Regions from separate parts of the Homo sapiens genome. Here region 2 is linked to region 1. A link is a loop called in an ENCODE intact Hi-C map of the cell type or tissue named here. Cell type or tissue: GM12878. All regions are shown on one strand.

Region 1 (8,000 bases):
AGAACAGGGAACAAACACTAAAAGGTTAAAAATATGCTTATGAAATGAACTAGAAGAAAAACTTTACAAAAACCTATGATTATAAAACAAAAGCCAAAGATATTGAAAATATGAACGATATTATCTTGTGTAGGCAAAAATCACATAAAAGCTATTGATTTTTAACATTCATAGTCAACTCATAATACAAAGAATTACAGATTTATAGAAAGTGTTAACATCCCTAACAATGTAAAAAGTAATAGGAAATAGGCAATAGGGAAGGAAGTCATCATCTCCTATAAAATGGCATCACTTGTTGATTAAAATGATGGGAACAAGAAATACAGCTAGTTACAGTTACATAAGTAAACTAGAAACGAAAGCAACAGTAAAAGTAGCAAGAACATGGAGAAGAATGTGGGCCAAGAAGAGATGAGCTAAATTTTCATCTTTCAAGGTAGGAAGGCATTAAGGCATGGGATTCTGTTTAAAGAGATTAAGTTCAGAAACAGTGGTGTAAACATTATCTAGAGTTATGGAGGCAGCCACAAAGAAGCTGAAAACATAAATGATAAAAAGTTGTTGCTTCTGGGGAGTGGGAAGATTAGGAGGTATAAAGCAGGAGAGTGGTCCTTTTATCAAAAGCCATTCATGATATAGTAGTGGATATTTTGTCAAGTGCTCACATTATTTTGATTTAAAGTAATTACAGGTAAATATTGCCCATATAGATTAAAGTCAATTAATGTTATGGAAGTTAAGCCTTAAAAGCATTTAAGTGTTCCATTCTATATCAACTTCATTTAGGGTATGGAGTAAGAAAGTGATACTTTAGCAGCCTCTGAAACAACAGTGGAAAACAGAAATGTCAAAATTTCAAGGGAAAAAACATGTATGATAACTTCCAAAAATAAAGATTTGTGAAGTCTGCATCCCTAGAAGCACTCAGGAATACGTTATTGTACGTAACCTTGGGGGTATTTCAAAATAAATAGATCCATTATGCTCAAGATTGGATAACTACAGGACTGGCAATACCTAGAAAGCCAGGCCCAGATAAGGACACAGTTGGGCAACTATGGGGACCTAACGTAAGACTACAGCTAGTAGAATATTATTCTGGAGATGTACGTGAGTGACACAATCCTAAATAAAGACCCTCATATTTGTCAGTGTGCTGTCTCTCCTCCCCTTAGGTAACAAAATGCCTCCTTCTCTGGGCTGACTCCACTTCCACTCCCTACCACCAGCCTCATGTCTGAGCTCCTATTCAAGATCAATCTAGCAGGGAGAACTTCCTTTATCATGGCATTATGTCTCTATGTGGAAAGACCCCATCAGAATTCTACTCCAGCCTCTCTTTTCCACTTAAGTCAGTTCTGAAAGGAAAGGAAGTGATTTACCTGACAGGTGGAATTGACGGAAGAATGAGGCATCTATAGCCCTGACCCTTCTTATCTTGTTGCTCTTCATTCAGGATTTCTGTGCCTGCAGAGAACAAGTATACACCTCTGCTCTCTGCAGGGAGTGATGTGGGGCCACCCTAACCAGAAAGTCATGTAGTTTTCCACATTACCTGATTTGGGGTAACACTATGCCTGATTTTGGAGGAAACTATTAGAAGGGTTATTGTTTTCAAATACTCAAGCCACATTGTCCAGTTGCTCCATTGGTAGCAAAACTTCCATTTATGATCAAAGTATTCATTATGCAAACACCAACTGAGGGAGAGCTGATTTGGCAGTACAGTATATAAAAAGGCTTTGGGATTTTAGTTGTCTAAATATAAGCTAACAGTTATGGATAAACTAATGTTAATTATATGCCGTCACAATCCCTCTTTTAGGAATCTAACCCTTTAAAATAGTGATAGAAATATGTTTATGAACTTGAGACACAGCACTCTTTGCCATAGAAACAAGTGTTTACTGAATCCTAAAGGAAAGCAAGACTGGTCTCAAATAATCTTAGGGAAAAAAAACTTATTCAGTGAGTTTTAATGGAGTCTCACAGAGCTCTGGGATTTCGGAGTTCTGCTTCAGGGAGCTGTCAAGGAGAACGCAGTAAGTCATAGTTCCAGGTCCCCCACACAGCCCCTCAGCCTCCACCAGCTGAGCCTCACTTTGGACGGTTTACTGCCAGATTGTATTTGGGAAAGAAAAGGCTTACTTTGCCTTTTTTATACTAGGTTTACAGGATCTGGCCTCTAACTCTCGCTGAATTCACCTTCATTTCCATTTCTGCTGTGGCCACTAACACTGCCCTTTGAGTTTGAATTATTTCCCTTCTCTTCTCTCTTCTTTCTTCTCTCTTCTCTTTTCTTCTCCTCTTTTCTCTTCTCTCTCTTCTTTCTTTCCTTCTTTTTTTCTTCCTTTCCTTCCTTCCTTCCTCTCTTCCTTCCTTCTTCCCTTCATTCCTTTTTCTGCCTTTCATCTGTCTTTTCCTCAACAAGCCTTCATTGAATGCCTGATGCTAATCAATGTTTCTATTCTTCCTTCTTGATCTTTTTCTGACCTCAAACAACTTCCAGTTTCCTCTCCTGGTAACTTACCAAATTTTGGAAGCAGTGTCAAATTCACCCCCATTATTGGTAACAAAAAAAACTCAGACAAAATTGACCATAAAGATACTTTTTAAATGCACATGAAAATGACTAGATTGAATAACTGCCCAGTGGAATATGTAGCGGTAGCAGCTGCTTCCTCTCCAACTCATGTTGAATATTCTCTTCTCAAAAACATTCAAGGTCGTCAGCTTCTTTGTTACCAGGCTACCCTTTTCCAGAGTCTCTTCAAAACTAACACTTTCTGATTCCATGCTTGGTCTAATCTCATAAAATTTATAGTATTTTGTCTTTTTCCCTCGAGGCCGGTTATTCTCATCAGCACATTTAAGCTAAATGACTGATCCTATGTATTTTAAATGTGCCCAAATATCATTGTCTAAGAGTTGACTTCACTGTCTCAATCATGCAAATCAAGAAAGGAGAGAATTTTAGAGTCCTTGGGAAAGAGATTTATAGACAAAGAAGTTTGGAACATGTTTCATACTATACCAATATAGGCAGTTGCCTGTACTTTTGTGCAGTTCCCTATTTCCTATCTAGAAACAGTAGCACTAAAAAGCTGATGTGGCATTGAGCCAGTGAGTGAACAGCTCTATAATATGCTTATTTCACACATTTTAAATCCCATTTTCTCCAAGTAGGAAGCCTTTTATTAATGGAATATGAAGCAGCTTCCAGTATCTAATTAGGTCTAATTTAATTCCTTTCCACAGCCCTACAGGGTGGCAAGTCAGAGGTAAATAGCAAGCGGGCTTAATGAAGCTGCTGTAGGAGAAAAAGTAATGTAAAGTTTCAAAAACCATAAAGCTTTCAGTTGATACTTATTTCACTGCAGATACCTCAAGGAACTTAATCGAAGTCCTTTAGGAAAAAAATGCAGAACTCTGACCTTGTGAATCTACTACCTTGCCTTTGAAAAAGACAGAAAAGAATATTTTATTACCATTCTCTCACCCGTCACTTATGTTTTTTTCTGGTGAGGAGGTGAGCAGGGAAGAATCAGAGGAGATCGACTGAAAAAGCCCTCCGTAGAACAAAGTGAAAGTGAGGCTTAGATCAGTTCACAGAAATCCAGGAAGCCATCAGGGGGACAGTTGGTGGCACTCTGTGACCAGAAGAGAGGAAAGAACACTGACGAGAAGCGAGGGTAGGGAAGCTGGAGCGGGCACACACGGCTCTGGTCCCTTTTTCTCCTGATTCCGTGACCTTGTGAGTGATGGAGACTCCCACGCATGCAGACTGCCTGCAAATGTGAGGGAGTTGGAGCGGCACTTGTCCTCTCCCGCACACTTCAGCCTAAAATAGAAGAAAATACTTCAGCTGTGATAAATGCGTGTCTGATTTTAGCTTACCTTGCGCACACATCAATTAAGGCAGGTTTGGTGACTCCAGGGACATTGTAGATTTCTGCTGCATAATCAGAAAATATTAATAGTACTTTGGAAAACACTATTAGGTAGTAAATGTACCCATGGTGGGGGGGCAACAGTTTGAACTGATTTGAGTGAATGAAATGATAGACTTAAGGAATATTTTTTAAGAGATGATCTTTCTGATTATTATAATAAAGTGTTTATTAGGTAATACTGGATATTATTAAAGACACTCTTTTTAAAACTGCAAAACATTTTACATAGCTGAGAATGAGGAAAGAATAAGAGAAGTTATATGCAAGTGTTGTAAATGGCAGTATAAAATAGCCCTTTTAAAATTATGGTTAAACTAAAACGTGGACTTAGTGACTGAAATTAAAGTATATCAACAAATCTTTGTTTAAAAACAAGAACATCTACACATTTTAAAATATATATTCTACAAGTTATTGCTCATCTAAAGAATATGGCTAACAGCACACAATTTTTATCTATGAAAGAATAAATCTGCCTTTTAAGATCAACTCTTTTCTCCTAAAAGAAAATGTGAAGGGACTATTCACAATAACAAAAAGATGGAATCAACCCAAATGCCCATCAATGGTGGGTAGACTAAAAAAAAAATGTGGTATGTAGACACCATGGAATAATACTATGCAGCTATAAAAAAGAATGAAATCATGTCATCTGCAGCAACATGGAATCAGTTGGAGGCCATTATCCTAAGCAAACTAACAGAAATGGAGACCCAAGTACCACATGTTTTACTTATAAGTGAGAGCTAAACACTGGGCACACATGGACATAATGATGGAACAACAGACCCTGGAGAATACAAGAGGAGAAAGGGAGGGGAACAAGTGTTGAAGTTACCTATTGGGTGCTATCACCACTTCCTAGGTGATGAGATCAATCATACCCCAAATCTGAGTGTCATGCTATATATTCATATAACAAACCTGCAAATGTACTTCCTGAATCTTAAAAGTTAAAAAGATAGTGATGGCAACACTTAAAAATATTTTTAATTATCAGACCTATTCTATTTTATTAAGACACTTATTTTTAAGTTCTGGGATAATGAAGGATGGTTTTGTTACATAGGTAAACATGCGCCATGGCGCTTTGCTGTACCTACCAACACATCACCTAGGTATTAAGCCCAGCATCCATTAGCTATTCTTCCTGATAGCTCCCCCAACCCTACCCTCTGACAGGCCCCAGTGTGTGTTGTTCCCCTCCCTGTGTCCATGTGTTCTCATTGTTCAGCTCCCACTTATAAGTGAGAACATGCAGTGTTTGGTTTTCCGTTTCTGCATTAGTTTGCTGAGGATAATAGCTTCCAGCTCCATCCATGTCCCTGCAAAGGACATGATCTCATCCCCCTTTATGGATGCATAGTATTCCATGGTGTGTATGTACCACATTTTCTTTATTCAGTCTATCATTGATGGGCATTTGGGTTAATTCCATGTCTTTGCTCAATAATGCTGCAATGAACATACACATGCAGGTATCTTTATAAAAGAATGATTTATATTCCTTTGGGTATGTACCCAGTGATGGGATTGCTGGGTCAAATGTCATTTCTGATTCTAAGTCTTTGAGGAATTGCCTCATCATCTTCCACAATGGTTGAACTAATTTACACTCTCACCAACAGTGTAAGAGCATTCTATTTCTCCACAGCCTCACCAGCATCTGTTGTTTCTTAGCTTTTTAATAATCATTCTGACTGGCATTAGATGGTATCTCATTATGGTTTTGATTTGCATTTATCTAATGATTAGTGATGTTGAGCTTTTTTTCATATGTTTGTTGGCCACATAAATGTCTTCTTTTCAGAAGTGTCTGTTCATGTCCTTTGCCCACTTTTTAATGGGGTTCTTTTTTTTCTTGTAAATTTGTTGAAGTTCCTTGTAGATTGTGGATATTAGACATTTATCAGATGTCTAGATTGCAAAAAAAATTTTCTCACATTCTGTAGTTTGTTCACTCTGATGACAGTTTATTTTGCTGTGCAGAAGCTCTTTATTTTAATTAGATACCATTTGTCAATTTTTGCTTTTGTTGCAATTGTTTTTAATGTTTCTGTCATGAAATCTTTGCCCCATGCCTATGTCCTGAATGGCATTGCCTAGATTTTCTTCTAGGCTTTTTATAGTTTTGGATTTTACATTTAAGTCTTTAATTCATCTTGAGGTAATTTTTGTACAAGGTGTAAAGAAATGGTCTAGTTTCAATTTTCTGAATATGGCTAGCCAGTTCTCCCAGCACCATTTATTAAATAGATAATCCTTTCCCCATTGATTGTTTTTGTCAGATTGGTTGAAGATCAGATGGTTGTAGATGTGTGGTCTTTTTTCTGAGGTCTCTGTTCTGCTCCATTGCTCTGTGTGTCTGTTTTTGTACCAGTACCATGCTATTTTGCCTATTGTAGCCTTGTAGTATAGTTTAAAGTCAGGTAGCATGATACCTCCAGCTTTGTTCTTTTTTGCTTAGGATTGTCTTGGCTTTACGGGCTCTTTCTTGCTTCCATATGAATTTTAAAGTAGTTTTTTTTTTCTAATTCTGTGAAGGATATAAATGATAGTTTAATGGGAATACCATTGAATCCATTAATTACTTTGGGCAGTATGGCCATTTTCACAATGTTGATTCTTCCTATCCATGAGCATGAAATGTTTTTCCATTTGTTTGTGTCCTCTGATTTCCTTGAGATGTGGTTTGTAGTTCTCCTTAAAGAGGTCCTTCACTTCTCTTCTTAGCTGTATCCCTAGGTATTTTATTTTCTTTGTAGCAATTGTGAATGGGAGTTCATTGATGATTTAGCTCTCTGCTTGTCTATTGTTGGTGAATAGGAATGCTTGTGATTTTTTTCACATTGGTTTTGTATCCTGAGACTTTGCTGAAGTTGCTTATCAGCTTAAGAAGCTGTTGGGCTGATGTAGTGGGGTTTTCTAGATATAGAATCATGTCATTGGCAAACAGAGACAACTTGACTTCCTCTCTTCCTATTTGAATACCTTTTATATCTTTTTCTTGCCTGATTGCTCTGGCCAGAACTTCCAATACTGTGTTGAATAGGAGTGGTGACAGAGGGAATCCTTGTCTTGTGCTGGTTTTCAAAGGGAATTCTTCCAGCTTTTGCCCATTCAGTATGATATTGGCTGTGGATTTGTCATAAATTGCTCTTATTATATTGAGGTATGTTCCATCATTACCTAGTTTATTGAGAGTTTTTAACATGAAGCATTGTTAAATTTTATCAAAGGCTTTTCTGTGTCAGGCAAGATAATGATGTGGTTTTTAAAATATTTTTGGTTTTTATAAACTCAAGGAAATGGTGAGAAGGATAAAATTTCCCCTAAATTTAGTCACATAGTTCAAGAAGAAAAAAGCATCACTAGCCTCAGTGATGTTGAATCATAAATTTTGAATGAGTGAAGGGGACATCACAGCTTTGGGAAGTCTAGCAGTTTTTCTAGTGTCCAAGTACTGGAGTACTGGAGTAAGCAGTCTAGTATATCATCTAGGTGTATATAAAACACAATCTCATGTCAGCCTAGAATATCTCATCAATTTCTGCATCAAATAACCTGGAATAACATAGATAAGGATAAAATGCTGACCAGTACATAGTGAGACTATTCTAAAACACAGTACATTCTAAAAGAAAAGAAAATATGGAGGGAGTCAAGTACAGGAGCAAAGGATGCAGGTGCTCTTAAGTGGTTTGCTCTTAGGTGGTTGTTGAAGGATGCTTTAAGTGTGTCATAGGAGAGGTCTCTGACCAAATAATTTTTATAAGTGTAGATTATGTGTTTTATATATAAAGTGGATGCATAAGAAATCCAATTTTGGCTGGAAATAGTCTTGGCTTACACTTGTAATCTCAGCACTTTGGGAGGCAACGGCAGGAGTATCACCTGAGGCCAGGAGTTCAAGGCAGGCCTACTACATAGAATATATACAGCCAGAAATATAGCAAGACCCTGTTTATAACCCCCCAAAAGATAAAAATATAACTTTAAAAAATTTTCCAAACTAGGTGAAAAACTGCAAGATAGGAAGGATTT
Region 2 (8,000 bases), 160 kb after region 1:
AGTAATGACAATTCAGACTACTCTTTCTTTTAGCTAGATAGAGAAAATAGTGTGAGAAACAAATTTTCAGTGCCACAAAAGAAATAGCACTGAAACATAAATTTAATTTTCTCAGCAAGGCAATTTTTACTTCTATAGAAGGGTGCAACTCGTGAATGGAGTAATGGCCAAAGCACACCTGAACAAGGGAGGGGAAGGAGTTCTTATCCCTGACGCAGGTAGCCCCCACTGCTGTGTCATTCACCTATTGGCTAGGGTTGGACTGCACAGTCTAAGCTAACTCTGATTGGCTATTTTAAAGAGAGCAGAGGTACAAGCTGGAGTGGTGGGGTGAGTAGTTTAGTGGAAAGGACGGTTACAGAACAGGTGACTCAGGATGACTCAGGTCAGAGCAGATGACCAGGGGTGACTCAGAATGGAGCAGGTGATAGAGGCTAGGAGGGGGTTGTTTGCTGAAACTAGGGGCAAGGAGACAAAGAGAATGAGGAAGTTAAACTTTCAAATGAAGAACAAAGAACAGGGGAGGTGAACATACTGATACATTGGTTCTTTGGAGAGGATCTCAGAACTCATTGTACTTAACAATTTACAGGCTAAAACCTTTGAAGAGGAATTTATTATGCCCTACAATAATACTGTGCCTCACTAGGTTGGAAGAAAAAAGTGGGCTATCAATGAATTAATGTTCAGCTCCCTTAAGACGAATCTGCAGTTTGTCTCATATATGTTGACAGGACACAACAAAGAAACATCCTCTCTGAAATCTGTGTGTGGACAAAAGTTGTCAAATGTCTACCGGACCCCAGTCCCAGCAGATAAAACACATCATTGTACATAGGACTTTCTGTCTTTCATGTTAATCTCTATTGCATTGTCTCAATCTCAAAACAAGACTGCCATATAAGAAGGTGTTACCCATTGTATCCAGCTGACAGTGGTGACATTGAGTGAGTCAAGCTAATAATGCTTAAACGTGGAATTCTCATGAATCTCGTTTAACACTTTTGCCACTTGCCAAGAGAAACACAATAACATCTGTCATTGAGGAGTTAATAATCTAGGAACAATCCCAGATTTACGTTCAGAACAAATCACCCACCACCAACGTAACTCCATTTCAAACTTAAAAGGACCTACCTCCCTGTGAAACACACAGCTGTTTTCCTGTGAACTGTTGAAGGAGTCCTTCTGTATTCCACATGAGATCATTATTATGAAAAGACTTTGAAAACTATCAACCAAAGCCTTCACAGTAACTCTTTGAACCTATTTTTTAATTGATGAGTAATATTTTATATATTTTATGAGGTACAATGTGATGTTTTGATATAGGTTTACATAAGAATAATTAAATCAAGTTAATTAACATATCTATCACCTCACATACTGTTTTTCGCAGTAAGAACATTTAAAATCTACATTTTAAAACAATTTTGAAATACACAATGCATTATTAATTACAGTCACCATGCTGTGCAATAAATCTCTAAAACATATCCCTCCTGTCTAACTGAAACTTTGTACCCTTTGAACATCTCCCCATTCCACCTACCTCCCTCCAGCCTCTGGTAAGCACCATTGTACTCTACTTCCATGAATTCAACTTTTTTTGATTCCACATATAAGTGAGATCATGCAGTATTTATATTTCTTTCTTCTTTCTTTCTTTCTTTCTTTCTTCCTTTCTTTCTTTCTTTCTTTTTCTTTTTTTTTTTTTTGACAGAGTTTTGCTCTTGTTGCCTGGGCTAGAGTGCAGTGGCACGATCTCAGCTCACTGCAAGCGCCACCTTCCAGTTTCAAGTGATTCTCCTGCCTGAGCCTCCTGAATAGCTGGGATTACAGGCACCCACCACCATGCCCAGTTTTTAGTAGAGACGGGGTTTCACTATGTTGGCCAGGCTGGTCTCGAACTCCTGATCTCGTGATCTGCCCGCCTTGGCCTCCCAAAGTGCTGGGATTACAGGTGTGAGCCACCACGCCCAGCCAGTATTTGTCTTTCTATGCCTGGCTTATTTCACTTAACCTAATGTCCTTCATGTTCATCCATGTTGTCACAAACGCCAGAATTTTCTTCTTTTTTAAGACTGAATAGTATTACATTGTCTATATATGCCATATTTTCTTTATCCTTTCATCCATTGATGGATGCTTCTAAGTTTGACTCCAATTCGAAGGAATAAATTATATTTCGAAGATTTTTTTTTTTTCATGCTATTCCATGGCTCTGGAAATGTCTGGACCAAAACAGGTATCATCAATGTATTCTTCTTACTTGTCATTGTAAAAGTCCTCTTAGCATACATGGGCAAAGCTAATAGTAAGTTAATTTTAAAAGTTTGTTAAAAGGATAAGTCAAAAACATATAGGTTTTAATTTTTTTATTTTATCTAAAAATGTATACATTTGCCAATGTACTTATATATAACAAAGGCTTTTTTTAATTAAAGAATGAATCTGCTGGTTGAAGTCTTAAGACATCTTATTTGCAGTAATCCTTAGGCTTTAGTATTTTATTTAAATACAATGGAAATCTAAAGATTCTTACAATAATCAGAGTATATAACCTTTTGAAAATTTAAGATTTTCTCTAATCTTTTGTAGTCATCTTGCCCACACATAATTTGATTATTTTTATTACCTTTATTATAACCTTTCCAAAGACTTCAACTTAGTCTTCATAGAAATAAGACACTCTTTTATTCACAATGTCGTTAGTTTCTATAATATTTGCTTGTAATATATTATTACCAAAATAAATACAACTGTCATAAATAGGTTTGGGAACCAACAACTAATTCTTGGCAAGCAGGTGCCTCACTGCAGACTTAGTAAAAAATAATCTACTAGCTGTGAGCATTCAGCATGTCCTGGCCATAAATTAGAAAATGTTCCCTAGGGAATGGCAAGGTTTGATTTCAGTGAGTCAGTCTAACAGAGGTGCATTTAAAGAACGTCATTTATATTTGATGAGTGTTTTCATTTCATCATTTCACCTGACTCTCTTACTTGATTATAAACTCCATGAGGACTGAACTCCCTTAAGGAACTGACACTTAGTTATACACCTTACAAACCAAACAAAAACATCCGGACTAATTTTAGTAAAATGTACTTAAAAAGTGAAATTATCAGTAAGCCATTCAGGTAGTGTATCTACATGATTACAAAGCTTCAGTTTCCTCTTTTCAAAGTTATTTTACATCTCTGTTTTTAAACTACAAATGATGCTATGTTTAAATATGCTTTAAAATGTATGTAATAATAAGCTCAGACTGTAACTAAAATCAGATTGAATCAGATGTAGGTTTGTAAATGATCTGGAAACCTTTTAGGACCATTGCTAGGGGAACATTAAACCAGCAGAGCAGTGTTTAATGAGTGAGTCATCTCTTTATTTTTAAATTAACAATAACACACTAATAAGGTAAAAAAAAAAAGTGAAATGAAACTGCAGGGAAGCTGGTGATAAAATCATAAAGGTTTTATGGTGATAAAAATCATAAGAGGATTCACACAGAACAATCTACATAACGGTTTCTTCCTCTTTCTATGTAGCAAAGGAAAAAGGGGATAAAATGAATTTTCAGGAACATAGCAGAGACCTTCCAACACAACGAATGCTAAAATACCTGAGAAAGCTCTGCCCCTGCTAGCTAACACCTAGAAGAGTGAGTGAGCCACTTGTGTCTATAAGTGGAAAGCAGCTCCTGGCGATGGGTCCTGGAAAGACAGAAGCTAAAATCAAGACAGTTTCAGAATGAGTTTGCTCTGATCTAGATAGAAGTAGCATGACATAAATGAGAAACAGAGATGACTGGCAGAATTAGATGTTTTCTCACCAATTTTCAACCAGTGTTCACATTTCTTTAAATCTTGTATTTTAATTGCATCTCAAATTTTTTAAAGTTTATATCAGCATGAATTAATTTTTAACAGCTTTATTGAGGTATAATTAATATACAGAAAAACCATACTGCAAGTTTGATCAGTTTGGACCAATTCATGCAGCCAGAGATACCATCACTGAAATCAAGTTATTAAACATATCTATCACCTCCCAAAATGCCCTTGTATTCTTTTATGTTTTGTTTTTGTCATTGTCTTTTATGTTGTTTTTTTTGTGATAAGAACAGTCAACTTGAGATTTATCCTCTTAACAAATTACTGTGTCTAATACCATATTGTTACCTATAGTCACTGTGTTGTACAGAAGATTTCTAGAACTTATTCATCTTTCATAATTGAAATTTTATACCTGTTAAGCAACAATTCCCCATTCTTCCCCTCCTGACAACCTCTAGCAACCATCATCCTATTTTCAGCTTCTATGCGTTTAAGTATCTTAGATACATCATATAGGTGAAATAGATGAACCTAGAGGGAGTTATGCTAAGTAAAATAAGCCAGTCACAGAAGGACAGATATTGCATGATTCAACTTATATGAGATATCAATTAATTCTTTATTATTTTAGATACGAATTCTATTTTTGTAGCAAAAATCTGAGTAGAAATGTGGGCTCTCCTCTATATCACAATTGAGATTGTGGGCCTGACTCTTCAAAGCCAAATTGAGTGTTGACCATTATCCAGGCAAAAGATCATCCAGATTTCAGACAAAATCATGAAGGTGAGCAGCTTCTGGAGTTGCAAGTCAAGACAAAAACATGAAAGAACCATCAAATGGATCTTTTAGTGACTCATTAAAACTTTTACTTTCTATCCACATATTTGGAATTATCTTACAAGTCATATGATAGCAATAACAACTGTAGTGACAGAGGTTAAATGAGGCTATTAAAGAAAAGACAAATGGAACTCGTAATTAAATACTACCAATAAAAATCATATGATCATTTAAGCAACTTTAACATAAGACATGTAGTCAGCACTTCCAGTAATAGAAGAAACATTCTTTTTTTTTTTCGAGATGGAGGGTCGCACTGTTGCCCAGGCTGGAGTCCACGTGGAGTGCAGTGAGGCAATCTCGGCTCACTGCAAGCTCCGCCTCCTGGGTTCACGCCATTCTCCTGCCTCAGCCTCCCGAGTAGCTGGGACTACAGGCGCCCGCCACCACGCCCAGCTAATTTTTTGTATTTTTAGTAGAAATGGGGTTTCACCATGTAAGCCAGGATGGTGTCGACCTCCTGACCTCATGATCCGCCCGCCTCAGCCTCCCAAAGTGCTGGGATTACAGGCGTGAGCCACCGTGCCCCGGCCCGAAACATTCTTAAACAAGCTCTTGCCATGAACTTTCTTACAGAAGTGCAAAGAAACATCTAAGAAAAGAGGTTATGAAAGTTTACTAAAAGCATTTACTAAAAAAGTAACTTCACTTAAACAGAGATTTTGAAAAAAAAAAAACCCTCACAAATCTTTAAGAAATTTCCTAGCTGATTTAGGGTAGAACACAGTTCCTTATGCTGGAGATGTGAGCACACATCTCCAAATGATTCCTGTTTACATTTCCAGCTAGAGTTGATGTTCTTTTAGTAAACTTTCAAAAAATTTAAAAAAGAGATTTTGAAAGTAAACTTTCAAAAAATTTAAAAAAGAGATTTTGAAAGTAAATTTTCAAAAAATTTAAAAAAGAGATTTTGAAAGTAAACTTTCAAAAAATTTTAAAAAGAGATCTTGAAAGTAAACTTTCAAAAAATTTTAAAAAGAGATTTTGAAAGTTTACTAAAAGAACATCAACTCTAGCTGGAAATGTAAACAGGAATCATTTGGACATGTGTGCTCACATCTCCAGCATAAGGAACTGTGTTCTACCCTAAATCAGCTAGGAAATTTCTTGAAGATTTGTGGCAGTTTTTTTGTTTGTTCGTTTTGTTTTGTTTTTTTTGAGATGGAGTCTCATTCTGTCACCCAGGCTGGAGTGCAGTGGCGCCATCTCGGCTCACTGCAACCTCCACTTCCCAGGTTCAGGCAATTCTCCTGTCTCAGCCTCCCGAGTAGCTGGGACTACAGGTGCAACTAATTGTCATATTTTTAGTAGAGATGGGGTTTCACCATATTGGTCAGGCTGGTCTGGAACTCCTGACCTCAGATGATCCACCCACCTCGGCCTCCCAAAGTGCTGAGATTACAGGAGTGAGCCAACATGCCTGGCCTTAAGATTTATTAGACAAAAGAATGTCCCCATTTAGAGTACGTTCTTTGATTCTGCTTTTTTGTCATTGTTGTTGTTTTTGATACAGGGTCTCACTCTGTTGTTCCCCAGGCTGGAGTGCAGTGGCGTAATCACAGCTCACTACAGCCTCAACCTCCTGAGCACAAACAATCCTGCCACTTCAGCCTCCTGAGTCACTGGGACTACAGGCATGTGCCACCATGTCTGGCTCATTTTTTTTCTTTAGAGATGGGGGCCTCACTGTGTTATGCAGGCTGATCTCACCTTCAGCGATCCTCCTGCTTCTGTGTCCCAAAGTGCTGGGATTACAGGTGTGAGCCACTGCACCCAGCCCTATGCACTCTTTAATTCTAATTCTCCTAATTCTATTTGTTAGATCTAAATAGAATGCAGGTAACCATCTTTGACCCATTTCATGCTTCTAACCACACAGATACACACAGGCACATTCATTTCATCATATTAAATAGCTCCAGTGCTTCCTAAAGTTCTATAGCATGGCATCTTCTTCCCCAGACCCTTCCATTAACTGTCCTCAATTTGTGCATTTTTCCCTTAAACTGTGGCACTTAGGACTAAAAGCAATCAGCAAAGTGTTGCCTGACACACAGAAAAGAGAAAGATAATGCCTCCCTCATTCTCTAAACTACATTTCTATTAATTTAGCCAAAGTTGCACTAGCCTCTATAGCGATCATATCTGATTGATGATTCATATTAAATGTATTTTCAGTTAAAATCTCGTTCCATTTTCCATGCTTTGTGCCATGTCTGTCCCTACTCTCATGGGATTTGAGTTCACCAGTGTCGGATTTTACTTTCATCCTTAATAAAAGTAATATTATTAGGCATAACACAATTTCCCAGTCTGATAACTTTTTCAGTGGCTCCTGATGCCACTGCTCACTTTCCTTCTAGGCTGCACATCATACAAAAAAAAAAAAAAGTATTTTTCGTATGTTAATTTTCTTTTTTTTTTTTTTTAAACATGGTCCCACTCTGTCACCCAGGCTGGAGTGCAGTGGCTTGATCTCTGCTCATTGCAGCTTTTACCTCATAGACTCAGGTGATTCTCTGACCACAGCCTCCCAAGTAGCTGGGACTACAGGCACATGCCACCATGCTCAGCTAATTTTCTGTATTTTTTTGTAGAGATGGGGTTTCACCACGTTGCCCAGGCTGGTCTCAAATTCCTGAGCTTGAGTGAATTGCCCACCTCAGCATCCCAAAGTGCTGGGAGTACAGGTGTGAGCCACCACACCCTGCCTGTATGTGTTCATTTAAGAACATAGTAAAGAGAAAAGGGACCCAGCTACCACTTACACCGATCGAACTTTTTTCTTCTTGTTGACAGCAGTTCATTAGTAGTCATTCTATGAATGCAGACATTTGATTATTAATCTATCTACAGCATCTAGCTTATATTGCTATAGCTAACCCACAATATATTGGAGATAACTTGCAAAGTGACTTGATGAACTCAAGATACTACATGGACACATTTTGTTCTGATCTATTAGTGTAGCTGTCATATCAAAGAAAATAATGAGGTAAATACATCAATTGGTATTATTGGTATTCATGAACCTGAAAGTAATTACCATTTTCTCTCCAGGGGAGATCGGATTACAATTAACAGGATACTGAATACCTGAAATGAAAGAGAGAGACGGTGCTTAGGAGTAAATGAAAAAAAAAGTAAACGGGAGCAATGGAAAGTAACCTTACCTCCTTTGCCATTCCACCACAGTTTGCCCCATTTATCTGCCCACTTCCATGTAGAACAGAATTCTATCCATGAAGAATGTTCTGTCCTGAGATGCTAAGCAAATCCAAATTTTACTTAAAAAAATTAAAATTTCTCATCAA

The links. Peaks named below come from ENCODE experiments on the same cell type or tissue, not always from the same donor. Only the 100,000 strongest peaks of a DNase experiment are listed, where the experiment ranks them.
Region 2: it touches region 1 in a loop (2.8-fold over the local background); 1 of 110 quality-filtered maps calls a loop at or near these places.

The regions. Positions count from the first base shown.
Region 1 is chr4:170,493,007-170,501,006 of GRCh38, reverse strand. No RefSeq gene overlaps it. Among named protein-coding and RNA genes, the nearest start is that of LINC02512, 150 kb to the right of the region's middle. RefSeq lists an enhancer at 3,610-3,919. In GM12878, a CTCF peak has its summit at 3,651 (motif pointing right); DNase peaks (open chromatin) are centred at 2,938 and 3,606; H3K4me3 peaks cover 785 bases.
Region 2 is chr4:170,332,084-170,340,083 of GRCh38, reverse strand. No RefSeq gene overlaps it. Among named protein-coding and RNA genes, the nearest start is that of LINC02512, 6.7 kb to the left of the region's middle. RefSeq lists enhancers at 222-271, 119-1,318, 3,329-3,468. In GM12878, no CTCF peak of the experiment used is centred here; a DNase peak (open chromatin) is centred at 3,723; H3K27ac peaks cover 1,266 bases.